Linked DNA regions of Mus musculus: regions 2 and 3 are each linked to region 1. A link is a loop called in an ENCODE intact Hi-C map of the cell type or tissue named here. Cell type or tissue: heart. All regions are shown on one strand.

The links. A loop is a pair of places that touch in the nucleus more often than their neighbours do. Peaks named below come from ENCODE experiments on the same cell type or tissue, not always from the same donor. Only the 100,000 strongest peaks of a DNase experiment are listed, where the experiment ranks them.
Region 2: it touches region 1 in a loop (4-fold over the local background); 8 of 42 quality-filtered maps call a loop at or near these places.
Region 3: it touches region 1 in a loop (2.3-fold over the local background); 4 of 42 quality-filtered maps call a loop at or near these places.

Annotation. Positions count from the first base shown.
Region 1 is chr9:70,105,046-70,113,045 of GRCm38, forward strand. Fam81a (family with sequence similarity 81, member A) reads right to left here. Exons shown (of 9, transcript NM_029784.2): 4 at 5,213-5,331. Among named protein-coding and RNA genes, the nearest start is that of Gm39369, 26 kb to the left of the region's middle. In heart, a CTCF peak has its summit at 4,409 (motif pointing right); a DNase peak (open chromatin) is centred at 4,456; H3K4me3 peaks cover 690 bases; H3K27ac peaks cover 467 bases.
Region 2 is chr9:70,204,409-70,212,408 of GRCm38, forward strand. Myo1e (myosin IE) reads left to right here and starts at 2,942. Exons shown (of 28, transcript NM_181072.3): 1 at 2,942-3,295. The coding sequence starts at 3,293. All of the region lies in intron 1 of Gm26849 (a long non-coding RNA gene), which reads right to left. In heart, a CTCF peak has its summit at 3,842; DNase peaks (open chromatin) are centred at 2,893, 3,863 and 5,473; H3K4me3 peaks cover 2,425 bases; H3K27ac peaks cover 2,313 bases.
Region 3 is chr9:70,345,611-70,353,610 of GRCm38, forward strand. Myo1e (myosin IE) reads left to right here. Exons shown (of 28, transcript NM_181072.3): 16 at 1,077-1,158; 17 at 7,650-7,756. Among named protein-coding and RNA genes, the nearest start is that of Gm40531, 51 kb to the left of the region's middle. In heart, no CTCF peak of the experiment used is centred here; a DNase peak (open chromatin) is centred at 3,841.

The DNA.
Region 1 (8,000 bases):
CCTGGAGCTGGCACTTGTGAGCCATGTGAGTTGACGCGGATCCTGGGAAGCAAACGGATCCTTCGGAAGAGCAGCAAACACTCTGAAGTGCTAAGCTATCTCCTCAGGCCCCTCCTCCATTGTTTGCTTATATGTGACTTACATATCACAAACTCTTCTTCATAGCGAACAGAAGAAAGATAGTGGGAGAGAGGGAGGGATGTGGAGAGGTCTGCGGCGCCCTTTGGGAAGGCTCCAATATTACTCTCTAATTACCAACTCCCAGGCATATGGGTATTTTTCCTCTAACCCTCTGCCACCAGGCACACCTACAGCCTCTCGGAGAAAAAAAAGAGGAAGTAGGCACTGAGTCTTGGGAAAATGCAGACCAGGTGCCAAACACAGGAGCAAGCATTCCGTTCCAGTAGGAACTGGGAAGCTAATGTGAGCTTTGTTTCTGGAAGATATATATATATGGAGAGAGAGAGAGAGAGAGAGAGAGAGAGAGAGAGAGAGAGAGCCAGGTCCTATGTGAGGTGCACTGTGCTGAGTGGGAAGAAAGTCCCCCCCATGGAGATCCTGCCTGACCTAGATTCTACAGACAAGAAGCAAGGGCCTGCTTGCTGCTAACTATAACTATATTACCAATAGATCCATCAAAACTACACATCCAAATGGGAAGTCATATGTCAGCCTAGAAATTTAGTAATAGCACTTTAAAAGCTATACTTCTTCAACACAATTATGCAATCAATGCACGAACGTGCAACTCTTGCCAAAGAGCATTTTATCTCATGCGGATTCATTTCAACAAAGTCTCATCAGCTTTCCAAGAGGAAGACAGATATAGCCACAAAACAAACCCGAAATATCCAGTGCTTAAAACAAACACTCAAGGTGGTTTCAGAATCCAGGTGTTTGTTAACGGGGGGGGGGGGGGGTAGCTGGGGGGAGTTTGGGGGAGGGGGGAGTGTGGGAGGGGAGTGTTGGGGGACAAGTTGGGTGGAGAAGCTCATGGATCACGCTGAAGCAGAATGGAAGATTGCAGAAGGCATTTCAAGAGAATTCTTCTTGGTCTAGATACAACGTCATAAAGATGACACCAGTGTGCACTGTCCAGCGGAGGTGCTGATAGCAGCCATTTGTGGCCCACTCTTTCCCTGCCTGTGGCACACATGCACCTTAAATCTCCACCCGCACCCACAGCAGCGTGACAGTTAATTTGGGTTATCATCTTGACTGGATCCAGCTAGTGGGCACATCTGTGAGGGATTTTTCTCATCAGGCAACCAGAAGTGAGAAGACCCACACTAAACATAGGCAGCACCTTCCTGTGGCAGCCCAGATAAGAGGGGGTCTGAGAGGAACCTGTGCTGTGTGCCTCCTTGCCTTTGAGCCTTACTAACAAGGTCATCTACCCTCTTGCTGATACTGCTACCCTCCCCCACTGATATCAGACTTTCTTCAGGCTTCCAACGTGGACTAAAGACCTCTCGCTCTCTGGGAATCCCCCAGGCCCTCAGCACCAGGGTTGGGCTGCTGAGGTGTCTGGCTAAGCAGCTCCTGGGTCCTCAGCCTCTCCAGCATGGAGATAATCAACATCTGACTGCCAGACTGTGCTACATAGACCAATATAATCATTACACACATAGACACACACACACACACACACACACACACACACCACTGTTGGTTCTGTCGCTTTAGAACAGTGATTCTCAGCCTGTGAGTGGGGACCCCTTTGGGGTCAAATGACTCCTTTATAGGGGTCATCTAAGAGGATCAGAAAACACAGCTATTTACATTAAGATTCATATCAGTAGCAAAGCTACAGTTATGAAGTGGCAATGAAAATACTTTTATGGCTGGGGGTCAGTACAGCATGAGAAACTGAGTTAAAAGGCTGCAGTGCTAGGAAGGGTGAGAACCACTGCTGTAAAGAAAGACCACTAACAAACACAGTGGCCATGAAACTCCTCAGCCGTCTCAAGTCCCTGCTCCACCTTGTGGTCTCAAGTCCTTCCAAGTTCCCGCTGTTCTCTGAGCTTCGGGGTCTTTTAAAAGCCAAACAAGGACTCAAGAGTTCTCAGTCCTGCCCCAGTGACTTTTCTAGCTCGGGCATCCATCCAAGCAAGCATTAGTTGAGTATCTCCTGTTCTCAACGGGCTCCAGGGACTTGACTACAGAAGTAAATGATACAGAGCCCCACTCTAAGACAACTCAGAAGACAGCGGAGTGACTGGGTGGGGCTTACGTCGTTGGGGGAGAGGGCACTCTGCAGGCAGGGTGTCAGGGAGTACTCCCGGAGCAGAGGACATCTGTGCTACCCTTTAAAGGTGGACAAGGAGTAAGAAGAGGAAGTGGAAAGGTCCTCAGTGGGAGACCAGCACGTGCCAAGGCCCTATGGTAGAAGAATGACTTTTCTGGGAAGATTAACAAGGGTTGGCATATGACTGAAGGGGCAAGACAACAGTAGGGAGGGGTGAGGAGATCAGACTATGGAGACTGGAGGGGTTCATCCTGGCAAATGACACAGGCCAGACATGGTGGAGCACACCTCCAGTCCCAGCACTCAGGAGACTGAGACAGGACGAGATGGAGCAGGGCCTGCTAGAGTTATGGAGACTCCATTTCCATTCCAAATAAAGAAGGAGGAGGAGGAGGAGGAGGAGGAGGAGCTGGAGAGGTGACCCAGAGGTTAAGAGTGCTCACTGCTCTTGCAGAGAGCTGGGTTCAGTCCCCAGAATTCAGGGTAGCTTCCAAACGCCTAGAACTGCAGTTCCAGGGAATCTGATGTCTTCTCCTCTCGTCCATAGACTCCTGCATACATACGGTGCATATACACAGTCTGGCACACGCCTGCACATTAAGTAAATAAAAACAAAACAAAACAAAACAGAACAGAACAAAACAGAACAGAACAACACACCAGCAAGAACCAGAGAGGAGTGGAGACTCCACCCTTCATTCAGCCCTTAGAGCCTCCTCCAGCTGAACACAGTTCTTTACCCTTCAGTCTGCCAAGACGCATGCCCGGAATACAAGACACTAGATGTTGTGATATGCATAGTAAAGCCGCTATGTCTGGCTTTAAGGGAAATGTATAGTAAGCCGCTGTGTCTGGCTTTGAGTGCAGTGTCTCAGCAAAGCCTTTGCTGTGTTTGGGTCAATCAATAGAAGCTGAGAAATTGTTCTGTGGCTGTTTGAACCTTGAAGAGATGTTATTTGTTTAGAGGATCTGCACTTGGTGCTACGTGAGAGCCTGCAGCTGCCCCGACCTTGGTCCCAAGGTGCTCCCGACAAACCAGGAATTCTTTCTTTTGGTTATGGCTAGCCATGGTCAAAAGGGACCGAGATCTGTGGGAATTGTCTGCTCTCAGGGGCAGCAAGGGCAAGATAACTTTGGTAGCTGGAACCTTTCCCAGCCCCAATTAACCTTGTATGATGTTTGAATAAAGTAACTGCAGTGAGCTAGGCGGGGGTCAGCCTTTTCCAAGAAGGCTGAACCCCTCTGCTTCTTCAGAAAATGGAGACTTAGCATCTTGGTGAGGTTCTTTCTCTACTGTAGCACCTATGGACATCAATCAATAACTAGGTTTCGTCACAAATACACCAGACCGTGGCTCTCTCTGCGGCCTTAACAGTGCCTGGTCTCTGTTGGTCTCGTTCCTAATTTCATCCCATGCTCACCTGAGCTCACTGCTACCCCAAACTGGCTGAAAGTGCGTCTTTGCTCCAAATCCCCATTATTAGCTGTAAAGTTGTACTGAGCGCTTGATAGCAGCAGAGGGTAAAAGAGGCCCAACTGTAGTCAGGACAACTTCATCCCAGCCAGCTAAAAGTAATCCGGAAGGGAAGGCCTCTTGCAACAACTCTCAAATATAGTGCGCCTAGAACCCAGGTATCTCTTTAGAAACAGATTCTAATTCAGTAGCTGTGGGACGTGGGAGCAGTGGACATTGCTCACAAGGTCCCAGGTAAGAGCCAGGAAGAAGGCACAACCCGTAAAAGCACTAGCTAGACCCGATAACTTGAGTTTCCCGAGACAGGTGGGGTAGAAGGAGAGTATTGATTTCTGCATTTATCCTCTGATATCCACACAGGTGACACAGTACACACACGTGTGTATACACACCTGTGCGCATAAGCGCATAAATGTAACTGTAAACAAAATACATTTGAAGAAATATCCCAGGTAATCCTGAGGCTCTGGGTTCATGGAAAATACCCAAGTAAAGAGAAAATCACTTTCCACACTTATAGGAAAACACATATTAAAATTTCCAGCCTATGGGAAATCAATAATTTCAGGAAATAAAAAAAAAGTTAATTATAACAAAGATGAACATTTGAAAAGGCATTCAAACAGTAAGCTGTGAGTTACGTGATTCACTGACCATACTATTACGTGACCAAATAACTTCCACCAGCAGAGGGCGCTCTCTGATCATTTCCTCCCATGATGACCCAGCCAGTTTTGGCACTGAAAGAAATCATGGCAGGCTGACACCCAGGGTTGAAGTCTGCCAGTAGCTTCTGTGGTCAAAGCTAGAAAGGGGGTAGTAAAAGAAATTACTGGACTTCTTCACTAAATTGGAGTTCATAAAAAGTATGGGTATTTATGATGATGGTGGTGATGAGGGCAGTGCTCTGTGTGTGTGTGTGTGTGTGTGTGTGTGTGAGAGAGAGAGAGAGAGAGAGAGAGAGAGAGAGAGAGAGAGAGAGAGAGATCTGAGAGAAAAGAACAACCTCGTGGAGTTAGTGCCCTCCTTCCACCTCAGTTCAGCAAACTTCCAACAGTGAGCACTTTACTCCCTGAGCATCTCAACGTCAAACGAAATTGCTCTCAAGGAGTAAAGTCTCCAACATTTGAATACCTGCTGTACTGGTCATCTTCCTGGCCAGCTTGACTGAATTCAGAATCACCCAGAAGACCTCTGGGCTTAGCTGTGAGGGCGTTACTAGAGAGGCGAAACTGAAGAGGGAAAAACCTACCCTGAGTGTGGCCAGAGCCGCCTCAGGGGCTCTCGTCCCAGACTGAATAAAAAGAAGAAATCAATCTTAGTTATAACCCATCTCCCTCTGCTCCTTGACCTTGAACCCCATGAGAATAGTCACCTCACACTCCTGATGACACATCTTCCCCACCTGATGGACTGTAACTTCCAGCTGTGAGCCAAAATAACCCTTCCTTCCCCAAGACACTTCCGTGGGATGTTTTGAGGGCACCTACCTTGCAACTCTTCCTCGGAGATCTCCCAAGCCAGAGAGCTGGCGCATCTCCAGCGTCTTTAAGGCAGAATTAGTTCCATAGCTGATGTTGTCCCTGGCACGGATCTGCTCCTGGAGAACCTGGGCAACAAAAAGGACACTTAGGGTCAGTGGCAAATTCACACGTGTCCATTTCATAATTCAGGAAAGTATATGAGTGCTCGACTCATTTTTTTCCCAAAAGAAGATTTTGTTTGTTTGTTAGTTAGTTAGTTTGTTTGTTTGTTTAAAACTAAAGGTCTTACTGTTAACCCTGGCTGGTCCTGAACTTGATGTGTAGATCAGGCTGGCCTTACACTCATGAACATCTGCCTGCCTAAGGAGCTCTTTTTATCAGTGAACTGATGAACCCAGAAGCAGAGAACCAGTAAGCCCAGAAAGAGGTATAACTCTCCACTGAGAGTTCCCTAATCCACCAATAAAACTGTGTTCTTTTATTTTTTTATTATCTTTCCTTCGTATGGGAGTGATTTTATTTATCTGCTATGCCTTAAGCTGCGTGTAGACTTATTTGTTTATTTGTCTTTTGAGACAGTAGCTCATGGTGTAATCAAAGCTGGCCTCTAATTTCCCCTCCTCCTGCCTGGGCCACCCCAAGCACCGAGGAGCTCAGAGATAAGCCACCGTGCCCTGCTCCTGTTATTTTATTTTACATGGTTTTAATTTTGGATTGAATTTCTCTTTGATTTAAGGATGTCTGACTATCTAAGGATGTCAGAATTAATTAGAGTTGGCCCACACAGTGGCACAAGTATGTAATCCCAACACTCAGGAGGGTTTTGAATTGGAGGCTAGCCAAGGTTACATCACAAGACGTCGCAAAAAGTCAAAACAGAATTTAAAATGTGTTTCTTTATTTCAAGCTGTTTTTTTTATTTTTTTATTTTTTAAATAACATTTTATTTAGTTAGGAGTAGGTTTCAAGAGAACAATTTTCGGGAGTGGATTCTCTCGATCCCAGGCTCCTAGGGATCGGATTGAAGTTTTTAGGAGTGGCAGCAAATGCCTTTTCCTGCTGTTCCACCTCACTGGCTCTGTCTTTGTTAATTAATCCTCACTATACTGGCTTATTAAAAAAGTCGGTAAGACATTTCATGTTTTTAACATGCTAAGTTTTGCTTCATGGCACATGACCGAGTTTTCGAATTTTCACTTAAGTGCATGTGTGTGAGAGCCTATGCCCGGTGTGTGGGTGACCATGAACTCCAGAAGAGGGTGTCTGACGCTCTGCAACTGGAGTTGGGGGTAATTGGGACTAAGGTGGGTGCTAGTAACCAAATCAAACTGGACCACCGATCCATCTTACCAGAATCGACGACCCAACTCTGCTTTTAAAACCGAAGCTTTAACCTGGAGCTTGGTGAACTTTTCAAACTCTTCAACCCATGAGTAACTCCCGTGTGTAACTAGAATTGCCTCTCTCCTTCTGCCCCCTCCCGCTGGAGCGCCTGCCATTCCTGCGCCAGTCTAGCTTGCCCTTCCTGACAGCTCCATTCTGATTTTGATGCTCATCTCTCCGGGATTTCTTCCACTCTTTCCTGGGACCCAGAAAACTCTAAATTCAAGGCAGCAGTTTTACACTGTGCTCAGGGGTCCTAAGTATGTAAACTGCTCTTTTATTCCGGGCCGCTGGTTCCCTCTGCTGGGGGGCGTGGCTTTTCCTCCTCCTATGGCTGCTGGGTCCTCGGATGGGATAGAGCTTTCCTTTGTCGGCTCACTGGCGTGCTCAGTGGGTGTTTCTGACAGGAGTGGAAGCGTCAGTAGGCTGGAGGTACAGCCAGTGAGGGAGTTGTGCCAGTCGTAGCCAAAGACTAAGAGGAAGAGTGGGAGAGTGGGCCTCCACAGCTACCTCCACAATGTCTCCTTGCCTCCTTCTGTAGAGGGAGGCAATGTGCCCGGCTCCTCCTCCTCAGATTGCTAAGGCCTCACTCTGCCTTTCCCGGCTGCAGCTGGCACTGCCAGACCCTCTTGTCTGTGCAGTCCAGGTGCACAAGAAGGGGGGGGGGGCAAGGACGGGGGGAGGGACTAGTGAGGGGGCAGGCAGCAAGTGGCCAGTGTCCCTTACCGCCAGCACCCATACAGGGAACTGTTTCCCTATTTTGTTCAGCTTGGTGACACATTTTATTGCCACTGAAAATGGAATTTGCAATTGCCAGACCTATTATTTCCTATGGCTCCCAATTTTTGAATGAATGAACCTGCTCTCTGAAGAATGCGCACACTAGCTACAATCACCTATGAATGGCAAAACGTTACTCATCTGAGCACATTCCTGCAAGGAGACCTCAAGCCTGACTAATCCATCTCTGGCTCTCTCCCACTGGTGAAAGGCACTGGCGGAGCGCTCTCTCTCTCTCTCTCTCTGTCTCTCTCTGTCTCTCTCTCTCTCTCTCTCTCTCTCTCTCTCTCTCTCTCTCTCTCTCCCTCTCTCCTCAATAAGCACAATGGGAAGCTACCCCTAATAGAAGCAACAACAACAACAAATAGGAAGAAACACTCATGCTTTCTGTTTGGGTTTCTTCAGATTTTGTTGATAATAATAAGACACAAGGCCATGGTGCTCAAATGCCTTTGGGAAACACACATGACATCCAGAAGACCTGTTTTATATGAAGAGTCCCAGGTCCTGTCCCCAGAAAGTCAAAGCTAGGGAGTGGGCCTGAAGATAGATGCAAAAGAAGCAGGCGCTCTCCTAGGGCACCAGTGCATTAGATGCCAGGCTTTGCTTCGGTTTTCCAGCCCTGAGTAAA
Region 2 (8,000 bases), 99 kb after region 1:
GGTAGGTTCTGTACCAACTGAACTAGCTACATTCTTTAAGCCCTAAACTTTTTTCTTCTTTTTTCTTTCTTTCTTTTTTTTTTTTTTTTTTAATTCAGATCTACGAGTTCGAGGCCAGTCTGGTCTTCGAGCAAGTTCCAGAGCAGCCAGAGCTGAGCAGAGAAACCCTGTCTCAAAAAATAAAACCAAACCAGACCCCTCAAATAATCATCAAATTGACAATTAGTTTTAATATATAAACTAATATATTATTAGTTTTCAATATATCCCATTTAACTGGTAAGTTATGCCCCAGTATCAATATAGAAAAGTTTGGAGGTTTAAGAATAGCCTGGGTTATATAGAGAGGTCTTGTTGAGAGAGAAGGAGAGACAGACAGACAGAGAGAGAGAGAGATACAGAGAAACAGAGCCCATGGATGGGATGACGACTTAGGCATGTGTCATTATTTTGGACCTAAAACCTACTGTTCCTTGTGTTGTCTGTAAGCTCAGCTTTCTTCTTTGGGAATCTCTGTTCCCGAGTTCTTAAAATACCTAATACAACTTTGAAGGTGGAGTGCCTCAGTGACATAAGGAGCCACATCTGGGCACATGGAGGTCACGCCTGCTGTGTCAAAGGCTTGGCTGTCATTTTTCTTTTTTTTACTTCCGGTTATATTTTGTTTGTTTTTGTCTTAATGGGGTCTCACTCTTACCCAGGCTGGCTAGACCTTCTGGGCTGAAGCAATCAATCCTCCTGCCTCAGCTTCCAGAATTACAAATGGACAAAGGATGGTGAACAGCACGTAGGTATAAGAAATCGAACCCCAAGCCCCTGCAAGAACCGCCAGTGGTCTTAACCACTGAACCACCCCTTCAGGCCTCTGCCTTTTTTGTTTTGGTTTTTGAGATTAGAGTTTCTTATTGACGTGGAAATCATGGAGTAGGCTAGGCTGCTTGGACAGGGAATCCTAAGCTTTCCTGCCTGTCTCTGCCTCCCCAACATCCCACGACACCTTAATATTTTTCACATTGGTTTTAGGGATCTAACTCTAGTCCTCACACTGGCAAAGCAAATAGGCTCACTAGCTCCAGGTGAGCCACCCCCAACCATTTCTTGTTGTCTTCCTACCAGATCATAAAGCCAGCAAGGTGTGTCACGGTTGTGCGTCTTGTGTCTGGCCTATCTCCTGTGGAAGGAATTCAGTTCTTTGCTGCCCGGACAGGGGGAATAGTCACAAAAATTCAAACATGACTTCCTTTCAAATTGGTATGAGATGGCTCAGTGGATAATGGCACTTGCCAAACCTAACCACCCGAGTTCAACCCGGGAACCAACATGGTGGAGGGAGAACCAGTTCCCACAAGTCGTCCTCTGAACTGCATCTGCGCACATGCTCAGAGGCGTGTGTGTGCCTCTCCCTCCTTTAAAAAATTGATGTAATTCAGAAGATTCTTACTCTAAAACGCACAATTCAGCGGTTTTGGGTATAGTCAGCTTTACTACCAACATCAGTACCTAGGGGACATCCTTGGACCACTCCCCACAAGACAAAGCCCCTTTGTTCCATCAGCTGTCCCTCTACACACCACACCTGTCCCGAGCAGCCAACCAAGATCTACTACTCTCTGCAGCATTTCCTACCCACCACTGTAACACACGGAATTGTTCCTCCTGAACTTTGACCTCAACCTCTTTCACATAATTAGGTTTCCTGGGTCCTTCTCTGTTGCAGGGTGTATCAGCATTCGCTCCTTTTCCTGGTTTGGCCATAGTCCTCTGAAGGTATGCACCACATTAAAACAAAGAGCAAAACTCGTCCTAGCCAAGATGATTTGATTTTTTACTATCCGTTGCAACTCTAGGATCCTAGGTTCACGTGAATGGGGACGACCGAATCTCAAGATTTTCTGTGCTCTTTTCTTCCTGAACTCTTCTTCCTCAGATCCTGGGAGCGCAGCCCCGCAGAGGCCCTGCGAGTTTACTTCCTCAGTCTTCCCTTTCACCAGGAGTCAGACTCCCTAATACTGTTTTAGGAATCCCCGTTCCCCTCTCTCCTAGGCTACCTGGCTTCCTGAAACCGGACACCGCGAGGACCAAGGTCTCTGTCTCTCTCTTTTCTTCTTCTTCTTCTTCTTCTTCTTCTTCTTCTTCTTCTTCTTCTTCTTCTTCTTCTTCTTCTTCTTCTTCTTCTTCTTCTTCTTCTTCTCCTTCTCCTTCTCCTTCTCCTTCTCCTTCTCCTTCTCCTTCTCCTTCTCCTTCTCCTTCTCCTTCTCCTTCTCCTTCTCCTTCTCCTTCTCCTTCTCCTTCTCCTTCTCCTTCTCCTTCCTCCTCTCTCTCTCTCTCTCTCTCTCTCTCTCTCTCTCTCTCTCTCTCTCTCTCCCTCTCTCTCTCTCTCTCTCTCTCTCCCCCCCCTCCCTCCCTCCCTTCCTCTCCCTTCCCAAGGAAATTAATTCAGGTACAAAAGACGGGTGGAGGAAGTATTTTCGACTTCCCTCACAATCCAGAAAGAAAAAAAAAAGAGAGAAAGAGAGAAAGAGAGAGAGAAGAAAAGAAAAAGGATTTCCTTTGAGCTGCGACTTTGTGATCTTTTAAGCAGTTAAAAATATTTCTTTAAAAAAAAGAATCTAGGAAAATCATGCGACTTGTGAGTGGGAGCTAAGTCGATGCTAAGTTTCTCCGTAAAGAGAAGCGACAGGAGCGCGGTTTCCTAACCTCCCCAAGTGTTTTCATCCCTTCGGTTTGGGGGTGGCTCCCTGGGGACGGCTAGGACAGCGGCGCGCTCTGCGGGGTAGCGAGGCCGCAGGACTACAGGATCCAGAGGCCTTTGTAAACTCTTGTAGTTCACGCTTGTTGGCTACCTCGGCTTCCCTGAGGAGTGACGCTGCGAAAACAAATTCTGATTGGTCAGGCCTGTGCTGAATTCTCCATTTATGGACAGATTGCCCGGCCCGAGCCCAGCCTGAGCCAGAGAAGAGTTCGGATTAAGTGTTAAGAGAAAGCGGGTCCAGGCAAAGCAGTTGGACAAGCAATCCCGCAGAGCGCATCAGGGTGCATCTCTAGACAGTTGGGGATCGCCAGGTCTGAGTGTGCACCGGGTCTGCTAAGTTTTGCCTTCACCTAGCGTTTCGGATCCCGCCTGGATGGAGTCCCTCTTGGATTTCCATTGGCTCCTGTGAGTGCTTGGGTGTCGGGAGCTTGTTTTTTGGCGAAGGGAACCAACTTTTGAAGTTCGCCCAGGAGACCGCGTTCCAGCCTCAGTGCCTAGGCAGCGGGACCCGGCGGAGGCGCGACCGCGGCGGGAGTCACCATGGTGAGTTGGCTGCGCCGCGTCCCAGGACGCCTGACCCTGGGATGGGGCAGGAAGCCCCGGAGCGGGCACCTACCTTGGGCAAGCTGCCCAGGCCAGGGGGTGGAGAAGGTGGACGCGGGAGTGTGCACTTCTGGAGCGCTGATTTCCTGCTGTTTGCTGTAAACCGGGTCTTAAACGGGAAGAGGGAGAGAGGAGGGACAAGAAAAACTCTCTGGAGTGACTTTCTGCGCCGCGAAAGTTTTGGTGCCAATGTTGTTGTGGCTGCCAGCTGTCTGAAGCTTGAGAGTGGGCACGTCTGTTTTCACCGGCACAGCCGTGGGACCGGAGACTTTTTTCTCCTCTAGAGAAGGTGAGGGGCACGCCTGTGTCCCTCGGGTCCTCTCCCCTGGGCAGGCACTGGCGTGAGCTCCCTGGCAGGCTGATCCCGCAGTTGTTCTCCTGGCATTGGGGAGGACCTAGGCAGCCCCGCCTGCGCTGGTGATGGGCCGAGCGCTGCACAAAGGCAGGCAGGGGCGCCAGGTACTGCGGAGCACCTGGCGGTGGCCCGGGCTGCAGGGACTCTGACGACAGCGCGCAGCGGCAGCCAAACTGGCCGGGAGCCCAGGCCTGTAGGGTCCCTGTGTAGGGTAAACACCTCCTGAGGAGGGCCCCACCCGGTCCCCAGCTCGAGAGGACCGCCACCCTCTCGGAGATCGTTCCTGGTTTTGTTCTTTCCCACTTGGTACTTGGGGGAGTGTCTGGGTTGGACAGCCTCTCTGTAACTCATTTGAGACTAAGTCCCCAGCCCAGCCACCCTCCTCTCTCAATCCCAAATAACCTTAGCCACATCCCCTGGGCTTTGCCGTGGTGTGGCTTTCCTACTGAAGGACAAAAACAAAGATTGAATTTTAGAGACATTGCCAGCCACCCGGACCGAAAGGGGGGGGACTTTAAAAACTTAAAAAAAAAACTTTTAAAAGGTTTTAGAAGGCTTCAAAGTTTCCACACTTGCTTCGTGGTGGAGGAGCTTGTCCTCCTGGCTTTCTCATTGTTTACTGGCGGTGAGGGTGAAGCTTACTAAAAAAGATGCCTAGCATAGCGCTGGCTTGAGAAATCTGTATCCCAGATCCCCAGCGCCAAGCATCCGCAGCGCACGCCCGGGTAGAACCCACATTCAGTTCACAAACAGTCCTTGCCCCCCCGCGCTGTTTATTCAAAAGAATGATTTTAAAAACAAACGAAACCTTTAAAGGGCATCCTGGCCCCAAGCTTTTACTTTCCACATAGTTCAAAATTATGTCACCTTTGCCCCTGAGAGAGAATACTTCATTTATAAATAAGCTTCCCCCGCCAGTTTCGAGGTTTCAGAAGTCAGTCCACCCTCATGGTGTGCCTCATGGGTGGAGTTTCTCCAGCCTCTGACCGCTTGAACTTGAACAGTGATAGTCCTGGTGCCTAAGAATTGCTGTAATTACTTTCCGTGGTTCAATATTTCTAAAAAAAACCCAAAATCAATGTGTTTATGGCCAAGGACTTAAAGAATTTTACTGTATGTAATTGCTTAAGTGCTACCTTGAGAAAAATCCTTTGTTAAACTCACTTTTTTTTGGCTGCGTAGACCCTAAATTAGCCTGTGATGCCCTTTCCAGAGACGTGGGAAAACACGCTCAATTTGGCTCCTTGCAGTTGGGGTAGTTTATTTGGTCCATCAGATGTGGAGGTGTGTCTTAGAGTCCCTTTCTTGGTTGATTTATCAGGGTAGACAGGGTGTAGTCACCTCCTCCTGGGTTCCCTGCCAACAGCACAGATGGGCATGTTGTGGGCCACTAGGAGGCTATCTGTGCATCAGATATGGTTGCCCGGGCCACAATTTACTGCCCGGAAAAGTTGAAACAGCTGGCTATCCTTAAATAGATGTGCCATGGACAGAAAGAACTCTAGTATCTAGAGTCATTTGGACAAAGTTAAAGGAAATGTGTTTCTTCCATGACTTGGAAGTTTGAGTGGGCTTATCAGCTGTGTGAAGTCACCTTAGAACAGGTACCCACAACTCAGATAGTCCTGTGAGAATGCTCAATGTTTCTGTAAGAAGTCTCTCGCTGAATGGAACTTCTGTGTTATGCATCTGTCTGGGCCTGCCCAGTTGAATCCTTCAGCTGTTTAAGGACAGGAAGGGATGGGCCATTACCCTCGGTGGGTGTGGCCAAGAATTAGCACAGAGCACAGGCCCTTGGCCAGGCTGGAGGAAGAACACCTGCACTGTGAACTCTCTGTGTGCTTGTGCGATGGTTGCTCTTGATTGGCAAGCTAATAGGATTTAGAATCATCACAGAACAAAACCTTTGGGCATAGCTGAGAGTTTCTAGCTTAGATTTGTAGAGGCTGCAAGACCCACAGGGTGGCACCGTTCCTGGGGCTGGGCTTGACTACAAAGGAAACTGGGAGCTGAGTTCCAGCAGTTGTCTCTCCCTGCTTCCTGCTTGCTGGAACAGCGGCGTGATGGCTGCCTCTGGTGTTGGCTGCCTCTGGTATTGGCCGCCATGCCTCTTCCCCCTTGATCAGATTGTATCCCCTTCATCCTCTCAGACAAGCCCTTCCACCAGTTCCTTTTGTCAGGGATGTTTGTCACAATAGAAAAAGTAACTAATTGTGTGTGTGTGTGTGTGTGTGTGTGTGACACACACACACACAGAGAGGGGGGGAGAGGGAGAGAGAGAGGGAGAGAGAAGAGAGAGAGAGAGAGAGAGAGAGAGAGAGAGAGAGAGATTGGGGAGGAGCGTTTCAGGAAGGTCTGGGAGCATATTATTAGACTCTTCATCTATACCAACTGACTTACTCAGCTGTGACTCACGATGAAAATTGCCACTTCATATTTATGAACACAATTGTATCGTTCACTTCTCCTTCATATTCATTAACTACGGAATACTAGATCATCTTGGAAAACCCAGAATATATTACCAGGCCATAGTTATTACCTTTTCAGTTAGGAGGCTTGAAGAGGTGAGTGTGTGTGTGTAACTCTGTATGTACATCATTATAAATGAAGAAATGTTGTTTAGAAGAGTGCAGAAATGCCCTGTTGGCTAAAACTTCCGCCATAGACTCTGGCTTTAGGGTCCATGACAAGGTATTGGTAGCCATGGTCTATTTACTGTATGATTGGACTAAAACCTATGTATGTGAGTCTGCTCTCTGTCTTGGCCCGGAGAGTGTGATTGATAAGGTTTTTGTGAACAAACTATGCAGAGATGATTGAGTAAACCTGACTTGGCCATTGCCTTTGAAAATGTCTGAGCTATATTCCTTTTTCTTTACTGTGTATTATTCTTGAGTTGCTAGCAGGTATAGTACCCACACACACAAGACCGATTCATTCATTCATTCATTCATTCATTTGAGACGGTGTTTCTCTGTGCAGCACTGGCTGTCCTGGAACCCACTTTGTCGATCAGGCTGGCCGTGAATCCAAAGATTTACCTGCCCTGCCTCCCAAGTTCTGGGATCAAAGGCGTGCACCACCACATCTGGCTACAGAACCGATTTATAACTTAGAGATCTGGTAGACAGTCGATCAAGGGGAAGATAGGTTCCTTCGGGTGGGGACTGGTATGTATTTAGTAAGTCTGGAATGCATTTGGAATGTTTTCTGGGAAGTCAATTTAGTTCATTTATTGATTATCAGATTCTAGAAGTCCCCTGGCCAGAACAACACAATTCAGCTAAACTGGAGAGGGTTAGACTTGATGGCCGTGGGAAGGTTAAGGAAAAGCTAGTTCAGGATACTACTACCTTGGGGTGCGGTGCGGTGGGCCAGCCCAGGGCATCCTCTCTTGGAAGAGAAGCCCATCAGGCACTGGATAGACAGAGAGGAGGCAATGGGAAGGTGAAAGTCGTCCCACCCCCATCTCTGCTGAGGACTCCGCAGGTGGAAACTTCAGTGGAGAGTAAACAAGAAATACACGTCCGGTCCAAAGAGGAACGGCCATGGTTATTACACTGACCATATTACCAGGTTCTCTTGTAGACGCGCATGCAGTCTAGAGCCTGTGCTGGACTGCTCATTTTTATGTATCCTGATGTCTCTGACAGGCCAAGCACGCTCATCTGTGGCTCATCTGCCCGGAGCCACTATGAGCTCAGTATGTGTCCGTGAACCACAATACTTCCTCCCTCTACTTGCTAGCCACAGGGTTTAAACAGCAGCTGCGTACTCAGTAATGATGTCAGTGTTCATTGCTACATCTACGTCTTCTCCTACGGCCTTGCCAGGGAAGGCGGTTGCCGGGTATTTTGTACCTGTGGAATTTGGCAGCTTAAGCAAGGGAAGGCTTCTGTACAGCTGCGCTAATTGGAGCTGTGTGAACCTGAGTGAAGATGGCTCGCGAGTGGCTAGGCCACGCCTTCAGCTTCCCTTGTTACCCCTTCATCCCCTGTTTCAGTGAAATGCTCCGGGACCCAAGGTTCCGCAGTGCAGGAACTCAAGGGCTATCGCCAGAGTTATCAGTAAGGGTAGAGAGCAAGCACCTGCGAGCGTTTTTTTGGTGGCCACAGATTCCCCTCTCGGCTTCTGGTGTGTCGTGAAGTCACGTTAGACTACGTGGAAGCGTGCTTCTCGTCCGCTGGTGAGAGGGGACTTGGGTCCCACTGCCTGGAAAGAACACGTGAAAGCTTTTCGCCATCATCTCTGTTCATCTCCAACACACCCAGGCTTAAATGCAATTTT
Region 3 (8,000 bases), 240 kb after region 1:
AATTGCTGTAAAAATCCATGGATATGTCTGGTCAGGTTAGAAGTAGATGGCTAGGGAAACTTCCTGGAAGTTTCTAAAGACCAAGAGTCACCCCAGGGTGGAATGAGGTTGTGTTAGCATATCCAGTGGTCACCTTATGTAGGACACTTCATTCACTGAGTCAACTAGAAGATATTTATTAAGCTGTGGTTCAGACACCAGGGGCATCAAAGTAGCTAGACACTTCCCCACCCTGTACAATGGTTTGAGTGCTCAGTTGGAGTTATTAAGGGAATATATTCTGTGAACAATATAATTTTTTATATACAATAAAAGTAACTTGTGACTGCAGCACTCAAAACCGCTCAGGCTCTGTCAAGGGAGTTGAGGCCACTGTTGCTTGCTGGCCTCTAGCAAGCCAAGGGCATTCATTCTACTAAATGTCCTGTGGTGTTGGGCTGGGCATATGGTTTGGTTGAAACAGTGCTCGCTTAGCATGCACAACCCCTGGGTTTGTTCCCTAGCACCTCATAAAACCTGGCATAGGGACAGGACAAATAACTGAGACACTAGCACCTAGGGAATGAAGACAAGAGGACAGGGAACGGAACTCAGGGTCATCCTGGGCTACAAAGGGAGTTCAAGGTCAGCCCAGACTATATAAAACCAAAAACGAGGATCCTAAGATGTGTAGGACACTCTTCCTTAAGCCCCATCAAAGAATTATCCAGGTGTGGACCATCAACCATGATGATTCAGAAATAGGTGCAGAACTCAGGACTCCAGTGTAGCTAGCCTGTCTTCACAAGCCCGTTCAGTTTTCCCCCTCCCCTTCTCCTGTGTTGCCCTCAAGACAGCCCTCAGTTCCAGGGGTTCCAAACTTATTTCTCACGTTGAGACTCTGAGATGCTTGTATCTTATAATTTTTTCCCCTTTCCTGTCTTCTGTCTGGTATTCATTTGCCCACGTTGCATCTTGCAGGCTTGTACCGTAAGTCACATGGTTTTTCTGTGGCCAGCGTGAGATGCTTCTGGACAGCACATCCAGCCCCCACAGAACGGAGAGATTGCTGATCCATCCTCTTTCTCTTTTTCCAGGCCTTTTATAAAGTCTTTATTTCCTGAAAACCTGCAAGCTGACAAGAAAGGGCGCCCAACGACCGCAGGAAGCAAAATAAAGGTTGGTTCTATTCTGGGAAGTTTTGGATCCCTGTAAGAGCTGGAGTTCTCTAACAACCAGGAACTGCCACCCAGGACCATAAAGTCAGCCTCGGATAGAAGTATGGTTATAGAAATGCCCAGAAGTTAGGCTACTTGCAAAAAAGAAAAAAAAGAAAAAAAAAAAAAAAGGAAAACGGCAGGATGTAGCTGAGTTTGGCTTGGCCACCCTGAACCTCCAGATGGATAGATACTAAGTATCTCACAGCTTAATGGCCAGCACACACTAATCAGTTCTTTTAAAGAGGAAATGGCTTTCAAGTGAATCTGGAAGGATTTATGGTAAACTAGCAGGTATTTTGTGGTTCGGAATCATGCTTTGGATATCGATGGTGCTTTTCCAGGCCAGGGCTCAGGCATGCTAAGAGTGAAACTTGCCAGAAACCCCAGTTCACCTTTAGGGACGACTTACACATCCCTCTCTCTAGGTCTTTTCAGGCTCCTCCTTGCTGTGCAGTGCAGACACAGCTGGCCAAATGATGTTAGCCATTCAAAGATGCTGAGGGCAGTGATGAGTTTGAATCCAGAACATTCTGTAACTTGAACAATTACTTGATGAGTTTCTGAAGATAATATCCATTTAAAGTATTTTTTAGGGCTGGGGATGACTGTGACTTAGTTGGTAGAGGGCTTTTCTAGAGCACACAGATCCCTAATTTCTTTCTGACCCTACCAATCCATAAAACTAGACATGGTGGTGAATGTCTGTCACCCCACCACTGGTGGAGACGAGACCATCGTAAGTTCAGGGGCATCTCTTGGCTACATAGTAGATTCAAGGCAGGTCTGGGCTATATGAGACCCTGTCTTTAAAAAAGAAGAAATATGTTTGTTTATGTGTGTGTATGTGTACTAAATCATACCAGTTAAATATGTCTCCAGTTTTATAATCAAAGAGATGAAGTGATTAATATTTGGCATTTGGAGTTCCGTTGCCTGTGGCTTTTGCTATCTAAGTTATTGCCAACCGTTGATTTAAGTCCTCGGCATCTGGAGCAGAAGAGATTGCTCAGTGGTTAAGAGCATTTGCTGTTCTTACACAGGATCCAGGTTCAGGTCCCAGCACCCACACTGCAGTTTATAACCATCTGCAACTCCAGTTCCAGAGAATCTGAGGTCCCCTTCCAGCTTCTTTGGCTCATGAACTCACATGGTTCGCATAAACTCATATAGGCATACATACACATAAAAATAATGGATTATTAGTTTTAAAGGTTCTCAGCTTTATCTTGCTTAATTAAAAAGTTCTCTTGCTTATCAGTAAGGCAGAAATTGTAGCACCAACTCCCAGGCATGGCCTTGATGATTAAATCCAGGCATCCACCTCTAGCACCTGCATCCTACCCTGTAAAAGATGCTCAACGGCTGCTCTGATGGATGATCTGCCTAACAGTGTGTTCCCTGTACCATGCCCATGCCTTGTCTCTACTGACCGCTGTGGGTATTTTTTGTGCACACGCTCACTCCCTGCCCTAGACTTCCATTCATCCTCCTTCACACTGTATTCCATTCCATGACGCCCTTCAGTCCGTGCCTTCCTGATGTATGCCAGCATCAAAGACACCATGGTTGTTACTATGGTTACTGCCCTCTGCTCTTTCCTGTCCAAGTGTTTCATGGATAAAAGCCTGCCTTCCTAGTGCCTGATAACCTTCCTGAGGACAGAAACACTGCCTTCAGTAAAGGACATGGTTCCATAAGAGGGCCTTTTAGGTTATGTGGGTGAAGTCAGGCATAAGGTGGTGGTACATTTGTTTGTTATTTGCTGTTGTTCTTAGGGTGGGATATCTGGAGTATTCAGATGGATCAATACGTGGTATTTGATTCCCAGCATCATAAACAACCAAATAATTTTGGCTGCTTCAAGCTGAGTGTGGTAGCACACAGCCAAGATCCCAACACGTAGGTAGTAGAAGCAGGCAGATTACAAGTTTGAGTCACAGGAAGGTGGTGGTGGGTGGCACAGTCTCACCAGGTTTGTAGCCTTGCCTTATAGCCTAGTACTTAGAAGACCCAGGCAAAAAGATTGTGAGTTCTAGGCCAGTCTGGCTTACAAAATGAGAGTGTCTCAATGAAACAAAGATGGAATCTTGTCATGTCCATCAAACTCTTGGGCTCCAGCTGTCCTCCTGCATCAGCCTTCTTAACAGGATACCAATGACACATGCCACCATGTCCACTGGGGCAGGCAGAGTTCTGAGCTGATAGGCAGAGCCCTCTGGGTTATAGGGACATCATGTCCTTAAGAGCAATTCCAAGAGGCTGGAGAGATGGCTCAAAAGTTTAGAGCACTGCTCTTCTAAAGGTCCCGAGTTCAAATCCCAGCAATCATCACATGGTGGCTCATAACCATCTATAATGAGATCTGGTACTCTCTTCTAGCCTGCAGGCATACATGCAGGCAGAATGCTGCGTACATAATAAATAAATGAATCTTTATAATAAATAAATAAATCTTAGAAAAAAAAGAAAAAAAGAAAAAGGAAAAAGAGCCGTTCCAAGACATTGATGGGATTTGGGTCTCTGGGACAGAGAGAGCTGAGGGCAGGGAACAGATGTGATTTTTCTGAGACTCAGATATTAACATCTGCATGGGAGGCTGACTCATGCCTTAGCCTGAAGGACCTGGATAAGGACAAGCTCTGGGCTGGAAACTTCAGTCATGAGACTGTCACGTTCAGATCCAAGGGCTCAGATCCCCCAAGGTTGCAGTGACTCATGTTCAAGTGGTCTGGAATATTCCAGAGGAATAGGGACCTCTTGCTTCTCCTTTGTGTCTAGTTTAAAAAGTTACCACCTATCTGGACTCTACACAGAATGTTTGGAACAGGACATTTGGGGCCTTTGTCTAGGGAGGTCAGCCTGAAGTTTAGTTATCTAAAGAGATTTTGGCTTATATCCTCACCCAAACCCCCGCCCTTCCTGGTGAATCCTGTGGCCAAGATCTGCCTGGTGATCTACAGTAGTGAATGTCTCATTATATATGCCTTCCAGAAACATCTCTGAAGGACACATAGCCATGACCCAGCCCCCTGCCCCTTCCATATCTACACTGTTTGGAAAATATCCCCCAGAGTATGTTGAAAGGGACTCCAGGTTTCTGGATAGAAAATTTTATATTGAAGATAGTTTTAGTGTTGCACGTTTTATTGTTTTAATTATCTTAAAATATAAAACAGATCTACAAGATTTGATTAGGATTGTCATTTGATAGACACTTGCATCAACTTACCAAAGTGAAAAACATTGTATTTATGAAGCTGGAGAGCAGAATAAGTTTAGTTCCCAGCACCCACATGGCAACTCAACCATCTATAACTCCAGTCCCAGGGGAATCTAACTCCCTCTTCTGGCCACCAAAAATACTTATACATACATACATGCAAACAAAACATATGCATAAAATAAAAATAAACCTTTTAAATAAAATTATACTACATTTAATAATTTTTTATTCTGAGGCTTCATTTAATTTTGTATTGTGATTGGAAGAGGCTAGAATAGAGATTAGAGTGAAGGCTTGATGCTAGACAGAGCAGACTCAAGCTCCGAGTGGACCAAGGTAAACACACCAGGCATTACTTGAATGAGCCATACAGCTGAGTGGGAGATGCTCAACTGCAGCACCATGCACTGTGGCATCTCTTTCTGCCTTTAAAATAAGACATCAGAGGCTTTCTAGTTTTATCCACCTGGGTGTAGGCTGCCCCTGGAGGAACTGAAGCTCAGAATTGTGCACCTTTCACGTAACAGAGCCAGGAACCTCACCGAGACTAGAGGGTAATCGGTCAACACCCCGAGCCTCTCCTCACTGCCTGGCTTGTTTTGTATTTTGATTCCCACTTCTGATGAATACTGCTGGTGCCTTTTTATCTAACCAATGCATTCTGGGCTGGAGTCAGATCTCTATGAAGTCAGTTTGTTCGGGGGAACATTGAAAGTGACCCAGAGCCATTGAAATTCAGGGTGACTACAACTAATGCATATTCCTGCTTGTACAAAGTAATTATGCCACAACCTGGTGGTTCTATCTTGTTCAAGTTCACCCAGCTAATTCCTTTCCTGACACACCAAACAATTCCATATCACCCGTACAAAGGTAAAAGAGCATTGTGATTAGAAAATGTGGACTCGGTTTCAAGCATTGCCTTTGTCGTTACAAATTGTGTTTTCCTGCATCCCATTTCCTGCATCCCGAGGAATCCTTCTTCCTGCAAGGCTTGATGTTCTCATTTGAAAAAGCAAAAGTAGTAGCAGTCACCACTGCTCAGGAGCGCTGTGAGACATCAGAGACCCGTGACTATTATAAAAAGAACTGTGGCAGGGGACACATGAAGTTGTTCCACTGGCCTCTGCGTGCTTTCTTTAGGCCATAGGGCAAAGACAGTATGCTGCTACCTGCTTAGGACTGAATAGCAAATAAAAATTAATATCAAAAACTGAAAGTGAACAAGAAATGTAAAAGTTAAGAATGGGGAGCTGAGTGTGGTGGCACTCGGATGCAGAGGCAGGGAGGTGTCTGTGACTTTGAGGCCACCCTAGCCTGCTTCATAAGTTCCAAGACAGTAAGACAGTTGGGGCTCCATGGCTACATACAGAGACTTTGTTTCAAAAGAAGGGGGGGAAAGGGGGGCTGGAGAAATGGCTTAGCAGTTAAGAGCACTGGCTAGAAGACCCAGGTTCGATTCCCAATACCTAAATGTTAGGTGACTCACGACTATCCATAACTGGTGGGAAACCAACACCCTCTTCTGACCGCCCGGGCATCATGCATGCATATAGTACACATAGGGACATGCATGCAAAGCACTGAATACAAATAAAAGAAAATTAAAAAACAATGTAAAGCTTTGCTCAGAGAGACGGCAGCCCCTCTCTGACATCACCTGACATGTAGCAAAGATCGTCAGATTTGTTTCATCAGCAAAGAAGATAAGGGCAATTTCCTTTGTGGTCAGAGGCCTTGCAACGGTGGAGTAACCTCTATCCCTCTGTCCTCAATTTCAGGCAGTACAAAGAATGCTGTCTTCTGCACGTTTACACAAGAGCTCCATTCACAGAGGAACATCTTACTTTGACTTTACCCATCAGTTTCCTGGGGGTTTCAGATTCCCCGAGAGCCTGAAAGCAGAGAAGCCCTAATTGAGAGCGGGTTGTCTCTTGTCAGCAGAGCTGACTTGGGAATGGCTCTCTGGTTTCCTGGCAGGCCTTCCCACTGTTTTCTTTGAGAGGTTTTCCTCTCTGCATGCTGACTGGCTTGGAAGGAGGGTTTGCCTAAGTGGGGCATTGTGGACCCCCAGGGTGTGCTCAGCTGTGTGGTGGGGTTGCTGACGTGAGCACTGTTCCTGTTTTGTCCACGTGGGCAATTCTCATGATCTGAAATAATCCTAGGCAGTCCCAGCTTTAGTTATGTGCCTTTCTCTGCTTGAATTAAGTCCTGCTTTGGGTACCCAGGGCAGAGTTAATGATAAATGATTTTTATACGGAGTCACTTTGCTGTGTGAAGATGTAAGTTATGTCCCACAAGGAAACTGCAGAGAGCCTGCAGGTCTGTAAAGGGACAGATCAGGGGGACTGAATAAAATGGCATGTAAGATATTCCTGAATTAGATTTTTTTTATGAATTTACTTTGTTTGGCTATGAATTTACATCATTTTATTTATTTTGTGTTGGGGGGGTTGTGTGTATGCTATGTGTATGTGGGTGCCTACAGATCCCTTAGAGCTGGAGTTATAGGCAGTTGTATCGGTGCTTGGAACTGAATTAAGGTCCTCTGGAAGAGCAGCACGTTCTCTTAACTGCAGAACCATTTCCCCAACCTCTTTCTCATTTTAATTAAGAGATTATTCATAGATGGCACTAACAGGAAAGATATTTGAAATTTCACCCATACTTATACTTTTTAACAAACACACAGACAGACAAACAAACAAACAAACAAAAATTATCAAGAACCAGGCATGGTAGTGCATGACTGTAATCCCAGCACTTGGGATGCTGAGGCAGGAGAATCAGGACACCAAGGTCGTCTTTGGCTAGGTAGTGAATTAGAGAATAGCCTAGGAAGCCTGAGACACACACACACTCTAATGAAAGTGTATTTATAGTGATCTCAGTCAGTACAAATTGAATTTAATTTGTTGATAATGGCATTATTCCTGATGAAATGATCACAAGTGAAGATTTTCTGTTTTATTCATAGATATAGATATACAACCTAAAATGCCTAATTGTTTTCAGTGTTCAAATTTGTAACTCCTAAGTATGATAAAGATCATCATAAAAGTCAACAGAGCTTTAAAGCTGCTCTGGGCACCTGGCTCAGGCACAATGAGGCTCAACATGACATTTGTTTCTGGCCTCGTGCTCCATGCTGGCTTCTGCAGGTTTTCTTTGGAAGCTGGTCTGCCATAGAGTTCTTTATCTCTAACTGTTCTTATTCTTCCCACCAGAAACAAGCCAACGACCTGGTGAGCACCCTGATGAAATGCACACCCCACTACATTCGCTGCATAAAACCAAACGAAACCAAGAAGCCTAAAGACTGGGAGGAGAGCAGGTAAGTTATAGGGGAAAAAGCGGGTGAGGCCAGCTGAGGTGGGCTGAGCCTCAGGTCAACCAACCAATGGTATAGGAGGAGGCATGAGTGCTTTGTACTTCCTGTCTCTTTGATTTTTTTTTTTCTTGACACATCTGGGTAATATTTCACCTCATCTTGTCTTTCCTTATCTTGCTAGCCATATCATTCCATTCAGAATTAATTTACGATGTGGATCTGGGCTAGTGTGGAGGCAGGTGTTCGA